Linked DNA regions of Homo sapiens: regions 1 and 2 are each linked to region 3. Evidence: chromatin contacts called from ENCODE Hi-C or POLR2A ChIA-PET data. All regions are on one chromosome and are shown on one strand. Each heading gives the region's core, a stretch centred on a gene start or an enhancer-like site at or near the end of the contact. The rest is flanking DNA. Distances are from core to core; before and after follow the strand shown. Region 1 overlaps ABCA4 (ATP binding cassette subfamily A member 4). Region 2 overlaps ABCA4 (ATP binding cassette subfamily A member 4). Region 3 holds the start of DNTTIP2 (deoxynucleotidyltransferase terminal interacting protein 2).

Region 1 (3,310 bases), core at 409-2,908, 140 kb after region 3:
TTTAAACAGTTCTTGGTTGGCAAACATATGTTAAGCTGTCACTAGTCCTCCTACCCCACCCCATGCCCTACCTCCCTGCCAAGGGAACCTTTAGTTTGTATCTTTTGAAAGGATCAATTACAAAATTCTGCCTGGTCTCTCACTCTTTCTATTTGGTCATAAAGTTTTGTTGATTCTTCTTTCTAAGCATGTCTTCAGAATTCAGAAAAACTTAAAGCCTAGTTCTTGGCTTCACAAAGCTCAAATAAATAATGATACCCTTTTTAAACAATTTAGTCCTACAGCCACTATACTGGGCACAGAAAGGGGACGGCAACAGTGGGGTTAGGGGAGGAGCCATGGTGATCAGGAGCAGGGCAAGAACCAGAGACGGGCTTCCTCAGGGGGCAACCTGCCGTGGGGTGTGGAGGCCTCAACGGGATGAGAAAGATATCCTTACAGGAGGCTGATCTGGTGCAGGGTATCAGAGCCAGAGCAGAACGAGGAGGACCTGCATGCAGCAGAGGCAGCTGGAGCAGGGAGAGGACGGCATCCACATGGGGAGGGGATGGTGGCAGAGTTGGGCACTGTTCAGGTGTATAGGTCCGGTAGATAAATGAGTTGGGAGTGAGAGAAGCCAGCGTCTCACTGTTGGAGAAGGGAGTTACAGATGTGGAAAGAAAAAAAACTAGAATGAGCCCTGTGGAGTTGGTTTTGGAGAGCTCATAGTGTTCACTGTATAGGTAGATAGAGAACTATAGATAGAGGTGTGTGCATACCTGTGTGTGTACATCCATATCTTCCCTAGTTCTATCACTGAGAAGGCCTGGGACCAATGGTGCTCCAGAGGCAATGAACATATCTAGCACTCAGACCTTGGCTTCTGAGGGCCACTTCCCACTGGCAGGAACCAGGGCTTCTTGGGGAGAGGGTAGGAATGGGGATAATGGAAGGATGAGCCTGGAATATCTTGCTGTGCCATTGAGCATGGAGGAGGTCCAGGGGCATGAGGACCCAAGTCAAGACGATACAGAAGCCAGCTTCAACGGCCCCCCACTGACCACAGTGGGGATAATGTGAATATCAAAATAAATAATGATAGTCTTGGATCATAGTCCATTGATTAACACATGAACCATGACTGCATACAGAGATAAATAAATGGATGAATAAATGGAAAATTGTATAATGAATAGGATATTTATATATCTTTGAAGTGCCTCTACCTGAAATTTGTATTTATTATAAAGGGGAAAAGAGTAATTTTACAGTGAAGAAGCTCAGCAGACACCTTCTTAAGTGACCGAATTGAACATCATCAGTAACAGAGCAAATTGAAATCAGAAGCCACCTGATAGGATGCAGTGAGAACACAGCATCTGTTTGCTGATACTGCTGCCAAGATGCACACCCTCAACCTGGGCAAGAGGAAACCTCAGACAAGCTCAGACCAAGGGACATTCTGCAAAATAACCAGCCTGCAGTCCTCAAAGTGTCAAGACCATGAGTGTTAACAAAAGACTGTGGAACTCTTCCAGGCTGAACGAGACTAAAGAAACAGCACAATCAAATGTCATGCATGATTCTGAGCTAGATCCTTTTTTCTGAAAGACATCACTGGGGCAATGGGCGAAAGAGGAGTGGGGTGTGAGGATTAGGTGGTGATGACACATCAGTGCTGGTTTCCTCATGTTGACAGTTTGTGTTGTGGTTGTATGGGGTGTATCCTCGTTTGTAGGAAGTATACATCGGACGTGCTGAGGGGTGTGAGAGAGAGAGACAGGAAGAGAGAAATAAATGAGAAGGGGCATCTTGCTGAGAAGTTACTTTCAAATGACTAAGAAAAAAAGGTTTCAACTGTACTTGTGACTTTTCCATAAGTCTGTAACTGTTGCAAAATTTTAAAGTAAAGAAAAATAGATGACACATATAAGAATTTAAAACATCATATATGTGCTAAGTGAATTACATAAGCAATAATTGTTTGTTCCTTCATTCAACTTTTTTTTTGCCACTGGCTAATGGTGGTCCTAAGTTCCAAAATGATGGATCGCGGAGGTGAGATTCCAGGCCAGCTTTAAAATTCTGGAGCATCAGAAAGCCTGCTAACATGATGCCTACCATCTTCTACCCCTTCATTGGACTGCCAGCTAGTATCACCTCCCACCTCAGATGTCCACTCTATCCTAGCTACATCTCTCTCCATAGGCTCAGAGATCCCTGTAAGCGCACACGCGCGTGCGTGCACACATACACACACACAGAAACACGTGGGCCAGCCCCAAGTGTGTAAATTCTATTTCTTATCTTTTAAAAAAAGTAAAATTAAAAGCCTCCGCACTTTTCTAAGTAACTTTTCGGTACCGGTGGGCCTAGCTCCTTTTATATTAGCATCACAGGGCCAATGTGGTACCTGCAGTTGATGCTCTTATCCAAAGAAAGGCTTTCAGGTTCTGACCTCCTCCCCGTGCATTTATGAGTGTTTCCTCGTGTAGACAGAAGAGAGAGGAAATAATTTAGTTGCTACTGATAATCTCTGGTTTTGTATTGTTAAGTGATAGCTGCTTACTAAGCTGAGTAAGATAGAAATCATATCTTCAGGAATTCCAATATTCACCATCATTTTAAAAAACCATGGATGAGAAGGTCATTTGTGTTGGTCTCCATCAGTTGGTATATCTTATCATCACATGAAATGGAGGCTCATGTTGGTCTTAAAATGTTGAGATTTTACTACTCAAGACACCTAGAATAAATTGGGGTTGATGTCATAATGATCCCTGTTACATTATAACTAGGCCTTTACTACCAATTCCTTTGACCCTGCAGCCTGTAATAGGGTACGCTATCCTGACCCCTCCCTACCCCCACCAACCTTGGTTGTCAGGAAGGTGGTAGTGTGCTATTGATTTAATAAATATTTTTTCTTCATTTTTCCCTGTAGCGGTGGTTAATCTAATAAGTGAAGGTCTTATTATTTTGGCCACTGGCTGGGGTTGCCAGATTTGGCAAATAAAAATCTAGGATGCCTAGTGAAATTTGAGTTTCAGATAAACAACCAGGTTTTTTTTTTTTTTTTTTTTTTTTTTAGTGTAGATATGTCCTGTGCAATATTTGAAGTAGCATATGCTTATACTAAAAATTATTCATCATCTGAAATTAAATTTAACTGGGTGTCCTGTATTTATCTGGTGACCCTACCACAGGGAAAGTTTTACCTTTACCCTTTTGAAGGTGGGGCAGGATTTGAGAAGGGGACTTGGGGTGAAAGACCCCTTCATATTACCTTCTCAGCGCCAGACTGATGCCAGGAAGGCCAGACTCATGCCTG
Region 2 (3,491 bases), core at 992-3,491, 160 kb after region 3:
TCATCTGTGAAAAGGGGAAAATACTGGTATCCACTTCATTGTTGTTTTTGAGGACTGGATGAGTCAAACTACACAAAGCAGTTAGAGAAATACCTGGCACATAGGTGAGTGCTGGCTGCTATTATTATCCTTTACATCATCTCGGTAAGAAATCTCTTACTCATGGTTGTTTTTCATTCTCATTCACTGAAAACTTGAGGGCTAAGTCAAAGTTGTTTTCATTTTTCTGGTCTGTCACCAGCTATGGGGGACTTGCCCAAGACACAAACCTGGAACCGGTGACCAAGCTGAGTGAGAAGTACCTTCCCTAAATCACACACACATGCCTACTCTAACTTCTCAGAAGATTGCACAGTTTCTCTTGGGATTGCACCTGCCTCCACAAACAAAACTGAATCCTCAGGTCACAGGAAATGCAGAGGGGGGGTTGAGAAGCCATGGAGAGAGGCTGGGGGAGAGGGTAGGATATGCGGTGCGTATCATAGACTGTGAACAAGTGTCAGGTATCAACTGTTTATCTGACACATGTATACAGTCAGAATTGAATTTTATGTACAAATGTGTATTACTTTAAAATTAAAAATCTAACTGTGAAAACCTCACTTGCATGCACTTGAAGAGAGAGTTCTCTCGCACATTGTCTTGAGAGGCAGGTCAAAGGGAGAGGGATTCCAGGACTCAAAACATGACTCTTCAGAAAGCAGCTCTCAGAGTTGTGGACACCCAGTAGGTTCTTTTCTTTTTTTGTTGTTTAAAAAATGATCCATATGAAGGGATTTCATGGTTTTCAACCAAAATCCTTCTGCCTAGCCGGATTGGAAGTCTTGCTTTATGTCAAATCTGCAAGTTGGACTTGATTGTCTTTAGCTCTGAGATGACTTCATACGGAGGCTGGAGAGTCCTTTACGTTAAGGAAGCAGCTCTGCCCTAATAGCTCTCCAGGGGTCATATTCATTGTTCTTTTAGGAAGGAAATTGAACCCAAAGCTGCTGGATTCCCAGGAATTGTGTCTTAGGCATGTGTCAGCCTTTCCAGAAGTAGCTCTGTAGGTCAGCAGGGCTTTGGGCATCTGGGAGGGAGGTCTGTGAGTGTGTGTGTGGTATGTGGGTGTGTTTAAGTGAAAAGACTTTCAAGGAGCTAACTGGGGATTCAAATGATTTTCCCTTTCTTATTTGGGGCATAACTATTTAGTGCATTTCCCACCATTCACAGCATCCCGATTCTATACAAAGAAAACCTTTATTTAGAAATAAAGTAATTTAAAAAAAAGAATCATTCAGCCATGCAGGCCCTGTTTCCAATCTGATTTTGGCAAATCACAGTAACTTAACATATTAGTATCAATTTAAAACAAATATAAACTTCTTGACCAAGGTTCAGAGAGCAGGGAGATAGGTACCCACAGCAAGGCAGGCTAGGAGAAAGACCCAGAGATGTCATCCTAAAAAGATGTTTTCTGTTCATCACAGGGTCTCTCAGTGTAAAGAGAGGGCAGGTGCATGAACAGTGATGATGCCTCTCTGAGCATGTTCCCTCCAGTTGTAATGATCAGACAACGCAAATATTGCCCGGTTCTCTTGCTTCACCAGATTTCAGTTAGTAAATTCTTAACATTTGAAAAAGTTTGTGCTAAATAGAAAAATATGCCTTTTCTTTGATAAGCAGATACTTTCCCCATTCATTAACCTGCATCAGTACGTAAGTTTAGTTTTGCTCCTGTGTGGGAATACGCTTCTCACACATTCTCTCACATAGAGAGGGGATAGCCTCTCCACTGCAGCTCCTTGGAGATGGGGGCACCCCTGAGAGCTTCAGTGCATCCTAATTAAAGGGAGAATCACTGGGAAATTGGGAAGCTGAGGGGAGAATCAGGAGTATAACAGGGGTGTATGCTATTTCCAGACTTGCCATCCACATGTGCAATCTCTGACTCCACGAATTCACTGGAAGAGCCGTGCATCACCATGCTTCCACTAGAGGGCGCCACGGCACACATGTAGAAGAAGCTCTCCCCAGACACTAAGGAATGTGGCCTGGAGCCAGGGCAGGGGGACCCCAGGAATGATGGCTTACTAAGGGTAAGAGCACAGAGTGTATTCCTCATTAAAGGGAGAGGGCCTTTAGGTGCATGACTTTTAAAATCCCTTTGGGAATGAAGGAAGAAGGAAGAGGAGAAAGAAGCTCAAAGCAAAAGAACAACTGTGTGACCTGCAGAAGTACCCAGTGTTCTCTTTGCTCCCATTAAAATGCATCACAACAGGACACACCCAGCAATACTGGGAGATGGCTGCCAGACGGAACCCAAGTATGGCCCGTCCAGTCCTTACCATCCAGGACTTGTTCTGGAGTTAGGTCATCGACGTGGGCTGGACACGTGGTGGAGAAACCCTTAGACGAGCAGCTGCAGGTCCCCTGCAACAGATGGATGGGATGACTGACAAGATGCACATCCCTTCCATGACAGCCTCTCCCTGATGCCAGCTGCTGTCACCGCCCGCTTTATTTATTTCTCACTGCCAAGTGTAGTCAACACATTTTTTTCTTCACTGTTTAATCTGTTAATTCATCTGAGCATTTTGAGGGTGTAGTCGCTTGATTTTATCCTAGAGAGTGTGTGAGTCACACACAGAGAGGAGCAGAACCTCCAAGGGTCCCTTTGGCTTGTCATCAATTATGTGGCAGCTGTAGGTTCTGCCTGTGGGAGACATTCTGTGCCTCCCTCCCCGTGGATGGACATAGGAAACCCCAGCGGCAGCCAGACACTTAAACCAGAGGCATAAATAATGCTGCCATATCATAATCATGACCATTTGAATGTGAGCAATGCCTGTTCTTAAGAAGCCCAGAGCACATTTATAATACTTTATCTCACTTATCTTCACATCCCTAAGAAATAGAAGCAGAGGTCATTAGCTTCATGTTCCATGTGAAGAAGAAAAAAATACTAAAAAAAAGGAGGAATTAAATAATTTGCCTAGGATGACACAGTTTGTTCACTTCGCAGCACAGACATAAAACTGGGTCTCCTGATGTGCTGAAGTGGTCTCTGCTGGTTGGTACTTTTTGCCTTCATCATTTTTATGTTATAGCACCCAAGGAGGCCTCTTCTTAGTTTTCACTTACCACTGAAATTCAGGTTTAATTAGGGAATATTAATGTTGAAATGAAGCTCAACCAATTGCTCTTAAAACAGCCTAACCTTACAGAATAAGACACTCACTTCTATGTTGCACCAAACCGCACCAAACTGGTGTGTAATCTGGCATGTAATACTTGCAGACCATTTAAAGCTAGTTGTTTCATTTTGGCTAAAGCATCTCTGTAGGAGGAGGCTTCAGAATGTGTTCATCGAAATCTTCTGCAAATGGTCCCAGAACAAAGACACTGATTCTGGTGGCGAGAGCCTGTGTGAGTAGCCATGTCTGGAGTGGCAGCCCCGTGCTGTGTGCTCCTTCTCACCCAGGCCAGGGTCCTTCCCTGGGCAGACACCT
Region 3 (4,036 bases), core at 350-2,849:
TTCTCCTAGTTACCCTTAAAATGGTATCATGGTGCTCAGACACAGAATAATTTGACTCTGCCTCAGAGGTTTCTCCATCCGTAGATGGTTCAGTCCCCTTTGGTAGTGAGCCTGTAGTTCTGCTCTTCCTCTTTCTAGCTTTAGGAGTTCTAGGGATTAAACTTTGCTTCCCAGTGGTCTGTGATTCAGCAGTAGTTCGGGCATCAGATCCAGTACTACTTTCTGGATGCGCTTGAATCCCATTAGCAGCAAAACTCTGCAAACCAGAGAAAACACACTGTAATTTAGGTAGGGCTGGAACAAGGGCAAAGCAAATGAAATACTGACCCCAAAAGCTAAAACCCAGTAAACAAGATTACCTTTAAAACAAAAAACAAAAAAACCTGCCCAACTCATGATTTTTAAAAAATCAAAATTTGGCCGGGCGCGGTGGCTTACGGCTGTAATCCCAGCACTCTGGGAGGCCGAGGCAGGTGGATCACGAGGTCAGGAGTTCGAGACAGCTTGGCCAACATAGTGAAACCCCATCTCTACTCAAAGTAAAAAAATTAGCGGGGCGTGTTGGTGCGCACCTGTAATCCCAACTACTCAGGAGCCTGAGGCAGAAGAATTGTTGGAATCCGGGAGGCAGAAGTTGCAGTGAGCCGAGGCTGCGCCACTGCACTCTAGCCTGGGCGACAGAGCAAGACTCCGAATCAAAAACAAACAAACAAAAAAATCAAAATTTAAACACTGGAGCCAACCCTGCATTTACTTCACTAGCCTCATCCTTCCTAGATGTAACTTCAGAAGCAGAACGATTAAAATTTTTCTGTTTAAAGTCAAATATAATGGGTAGACCAACATTCTGACCCACCTATAGAAGAGGGGAGAAAGGGAATATTAACTCTGAACACCGATGTGTTTAGGAACACACTGATGGAATCAGTCGCCGCCCTTACCTTTACGTACAGGAAAAAATCGCCGCCGCTCCGTTCCCTGCATCGCTGAGTCAGAATGAGACAGCCGACTAACGCCACTAAGAGTCACCAGGCGACGACACCACAGCCCTCCTCACGCCTTAAGGAGGTGATGCTGGACAGCTGCCAGCCTCCCCACGTGAAAACGAAGCTTTTTTTCCAGCCCCCCTAAATGGGGCTTGTGCATGGTGGCCGAAATTAACCCTCCTTGGTACCGTGTTAACAGTAAGGTTTAAAAGTTCGAACTGTGCTTCTGCATTAAGGAGTTGAACGACCCAAATAAAGTTATCTAACCTCTCTTCCATACTAAAAATTGCCTTAAGAGACAGTGGTGAAGGCTAAACAGTTTCCGTGACAGGCTTAGCACGGGGCCTGGGAGACCCAAGCGCGCGGCAAGCTCGGGTCCTCTCTGTCGGCAGGTCCTCACCCTTAACCGGACCCTTGCGCCGCCCCGCCTGCCTGAGCGCGGCTCTGCGAAGCGGCGAGAAGTAGGGAAGACTGGATTTCCTACCTTTTGCCCGGAACTTTCAGCCGACGCGGCTTGGATGCTGGCCTTAGCCCGTGCAGATCTGGTAACCACCATCTTTCCGGCTCCCTCGCGACCACCACGACTTCCCTCTTCCCTGGCGCTCCGGAAATGCGTCAGAGAACTGCCTCGAGCGCGTTTTCCGCGCAGATCCGAGAATTCGCGAGAATCTCCGCCCAGCCAGTTCAGGCCAGGGCGGTCAGAGACAAAGGGCCTGGGTTTAAGTGTGCATTTCAGAGCTGTAGAAGGCAAGCCAGATTTTTGCTGGGAAAGACCTTCATCGGGGCGGCGAAGCCCGCAGTGACAGAGGGTCTTAGCGTACCCGTTCACATGAATTGTAAAAACGCACTTACATGCCATTCGTTCTTTCATTTGTTTAGTAGAATCGTTTGAACCCGGGAGGCGTTCTTTCATTTCTACGTTCTAAAGAGCTTAATGTAGCCATTGGTATGTCCAAGGGAGAAGTTTGAGATATTTGTGCTTTTTAAAGAAAGACAATATTTACTCGTGTATTGTGACGCTAACTATAAATAAAATTTAAGGACTTGGTTGGGGTAAAAGGGATATAAGGTGCTCGCAGGAACTGGGAGACGAAGTGGAAAGCTGTATAATCTAAACGTGAGATGGTGTTTAGGGATTGGGAATAGCAGAAAAGAAAAAAACGTTAAAGAAATTGTAAAGGAGAAGAATAAGGTTTTGTTGTTGTTGTTGTTGTTGTTATTGTCACAGTGAAAGGAAGAGTATGACCAGAATCAAGAGGTTTCTTTGGTTATCTTTTGAGATAAAAGGTAGAGAACTATGTTTGAGGGGATGGGAAGGGGTTGAAAAAATAAGTAAACGCAAATTATTGTTGGAGGTGAGAAAGGATGAATGAGTGCCTCACCAAACCTAGTCTCTACTTCATGACAGAAAACCAATTTTTTATTTAAAGTCACAGAACACTGTGTCGATGGACACACTGCTTCCCAGCTTAAAATAGCTTATTTTATAGTCTCTCTTGCAGCCAAATGTGGCTATGTGACTACGTTTTAGCCAATTAGGTATAAATTGTGTGCATGTCTTTAGGGACGGCATCTAAAAGAGAGGAGGCCGTCCCTGACTTTTTTTTTTGGAGACGGAGTCTTGCTCTGTCGCCCAGGGTGGAGTGCAATGGCGCAATCTTGGGTCACTGCAACCTCCGCCTCCCGGGTTCAAGCGATTCTCCTGCTTCAGCCTCCTGAGTAGCTGAGATTACAGGCGCCCGCCACCATTCCTGGCTAATTTTTTTTTTGTATTTTTAGTAGAGACGGGGTTTCACCATGTTGGGCAGGCTGGTCTTGAACTCCTGCCTTCAGGTGATTCACCCGCCTCGGCCTCTCAAAGTGCTGGGATTACAGTGCTGGGATTATAGGCCTAAACGACCTCGCCCAGCCCTCCTGATCTTTTAAAGTGCATTTTACTTCCTGGAAAGTTGGGTTCGCTGGTTTTCAGGCGGCAAGTTTGTGCCATAAGGATGAAGGCATGCTTTAGAGATGGCATAGCAGTGAGATGGAAAAATCAACTTGTGGAGCTGCCCTATGAGCCCTCAAGAGCCGCCTTCTAGATTTTTCACCTGATGGAAACACCTTGTTAAAAGCCACTGTTAATTAAGGATTTTTCTATTTGCAGCCGAGCCTAATGCTAACTGAACTGGATAATAAACAGAGATGTGGGTGTAGTCAGAAAAGAATGCACCTTCCTTTGAGCCAGGAGGAAAGAGTTGATATCTGAAACAGAGAGGAGAATGTGAATGCAAGTATGTTCAAGTGGAGTGAAGAAGAGAAGATTTTGGGTAGATAATAACCTCTGTAAGTAGGTGATACATCTCAGAAGAATGGAAATGGTTTATATCAACATTTGTGGCAAATGTGGTAAGAAGCAAAAATAAATTTTAGTAGGGCCAAGTAGCAGTGAGACTATGTAAGAAGATGAACAGAAGAGAAAGGTTAGATTTGAGGAGGAGACAAATCGTGTAGAAGGAAAGTGAACCAATTGGATGTAGGTTGTGGAGATCAAAGCATCAAAGAACAACAGCATCAATCATAATAGTATTGGCCACTTAATATCTGCTGGATACTAATCTACGTGCTTTACATGTATTCATTCATTTAATCTCCACATCTTTAATTTGAGCAAATGCATGAAAATAGAAATTAAGATGACAGAGGTAGGTGTAGAAAACTGGAGAGAATATTAGAAAATCATGCAATGTCTAATACTCACTTGCAAGCATGGCCCTTTCAAGTAAAGAAAAAAAAAAAGGAGAAAACCAACTCATATACAATCTAAGGTCAAGAAACAAACGTAAGATACTAAAATTGTCAGTACATAGTTATAATATGAGAAGATTGAGCTGGTCTATCAACAAATCTACCATAGGCCAAAAAAAAAAGAAGTGTTTTTACGTGGGCTTACCAGGTTTGCCATATTCTTTGCCTATCTTCTTTATCTGAAGTGGATTTAGGGCAAATACAGTATATTTAATTTTAGGTATATATAGTATATACAATACAGTTGACCCTTGAACAACACG

Evidence for each region. Hi-C counts contacts between places; a loop is a spot of excess contacts on that map. ChIA-PET counts read pairs that join two places held with the same protein, here RNA polymerase II (POLR2A). Pooled maps may share reads with other maps.
Region 1: a loop to region 3 is called in a map of gastrocnemius medialis, with 5 times the contacts of the local background. The contact joins the enhancer-like site here to the promoter of DNTTIP2 in region 3. A Hi-C loop is called at or near these places in 1 of 168 maps with a recorded cell type or tissue (gastrocnemius medialis) and 5 of 50 pooled maps. POLR2A ChIA-PET finds 5 or more read pairs at or near these places in 3 of 52 experiments (PC-9, WTC11 and activated naive CD4-positive, alpha-beta T cell).
Region 2: a pooled map shows a loop between it and region 3 (5-fold over the local background). The contact joins the enhancer-like site here to the promoter of DNTTIP2 in region 3. A Hi-C loop is called at or near these places in 1 of 168 maps with a recorded cell type or tissue (gastrocnemius medialis) and 6 of 50 pooled maps. POLR2A ChIA-PET finds 5 or more read pairs at or near these places in 3 of 52 experiments (GM10248, PC-9 and activated T-cell).

The regions. Positions count from the first base shown.
Region 1 is chr1:94,015,978-94,019,287 of GRCh38, forward strand. The region is part of intron 36 of ABCA4 (ATP binding cassette subfamily A member 4); the gene reads right to left. Among named protein-coding and RNA genes, the nearest start is that of ABCA4, 100 kb to the right of the region's middle. Within about 2 kb of position 1,659, at least 3 of the 41 ENCODE cell types and tissues checked have a DNase peak (open chromatin) inside an H3K27ac peak, as active enhancers do.
Region 2 is chr1:94,037,716-94,041,206 of GRCh38, forward strand. ABCA4 (ATP binding cassette subfamily A member 4) reads right to left here. Exons shown (of 50, transcript NM_000350.3): 24 at 2,328-2,412. Among named protein-coding and RNA genes, the nearest start is that of ABCA4, 82 kb to the right of the region's middle. RefSeq lists an enhancer at 1-116. Within about 2 kb of position 2,242, at least 12 of the 41 ENCODE cell types and tissues checked have a DNase peak (open chromatin) inside an H3K27ac peak, as active enhancers do; they include gastrocnemius medialis, where a contact is called at or near this core.
Region 3 is chr1:93,877,607-93,881,642 of GRCh38, forward strand. It overlaps DNTTIP2 (deoxynucleotidyltransferase terminal interacting protein 2), which reads right to left and starts at 1,600. Exons shown (of 7, transcript NM_014597.5): 1 at 1,471-1,600; 2 at 1-256. The coding sequence starts at 1,542. RefSeq lists enhancers at 1,326-1,755, 1,607-2,422.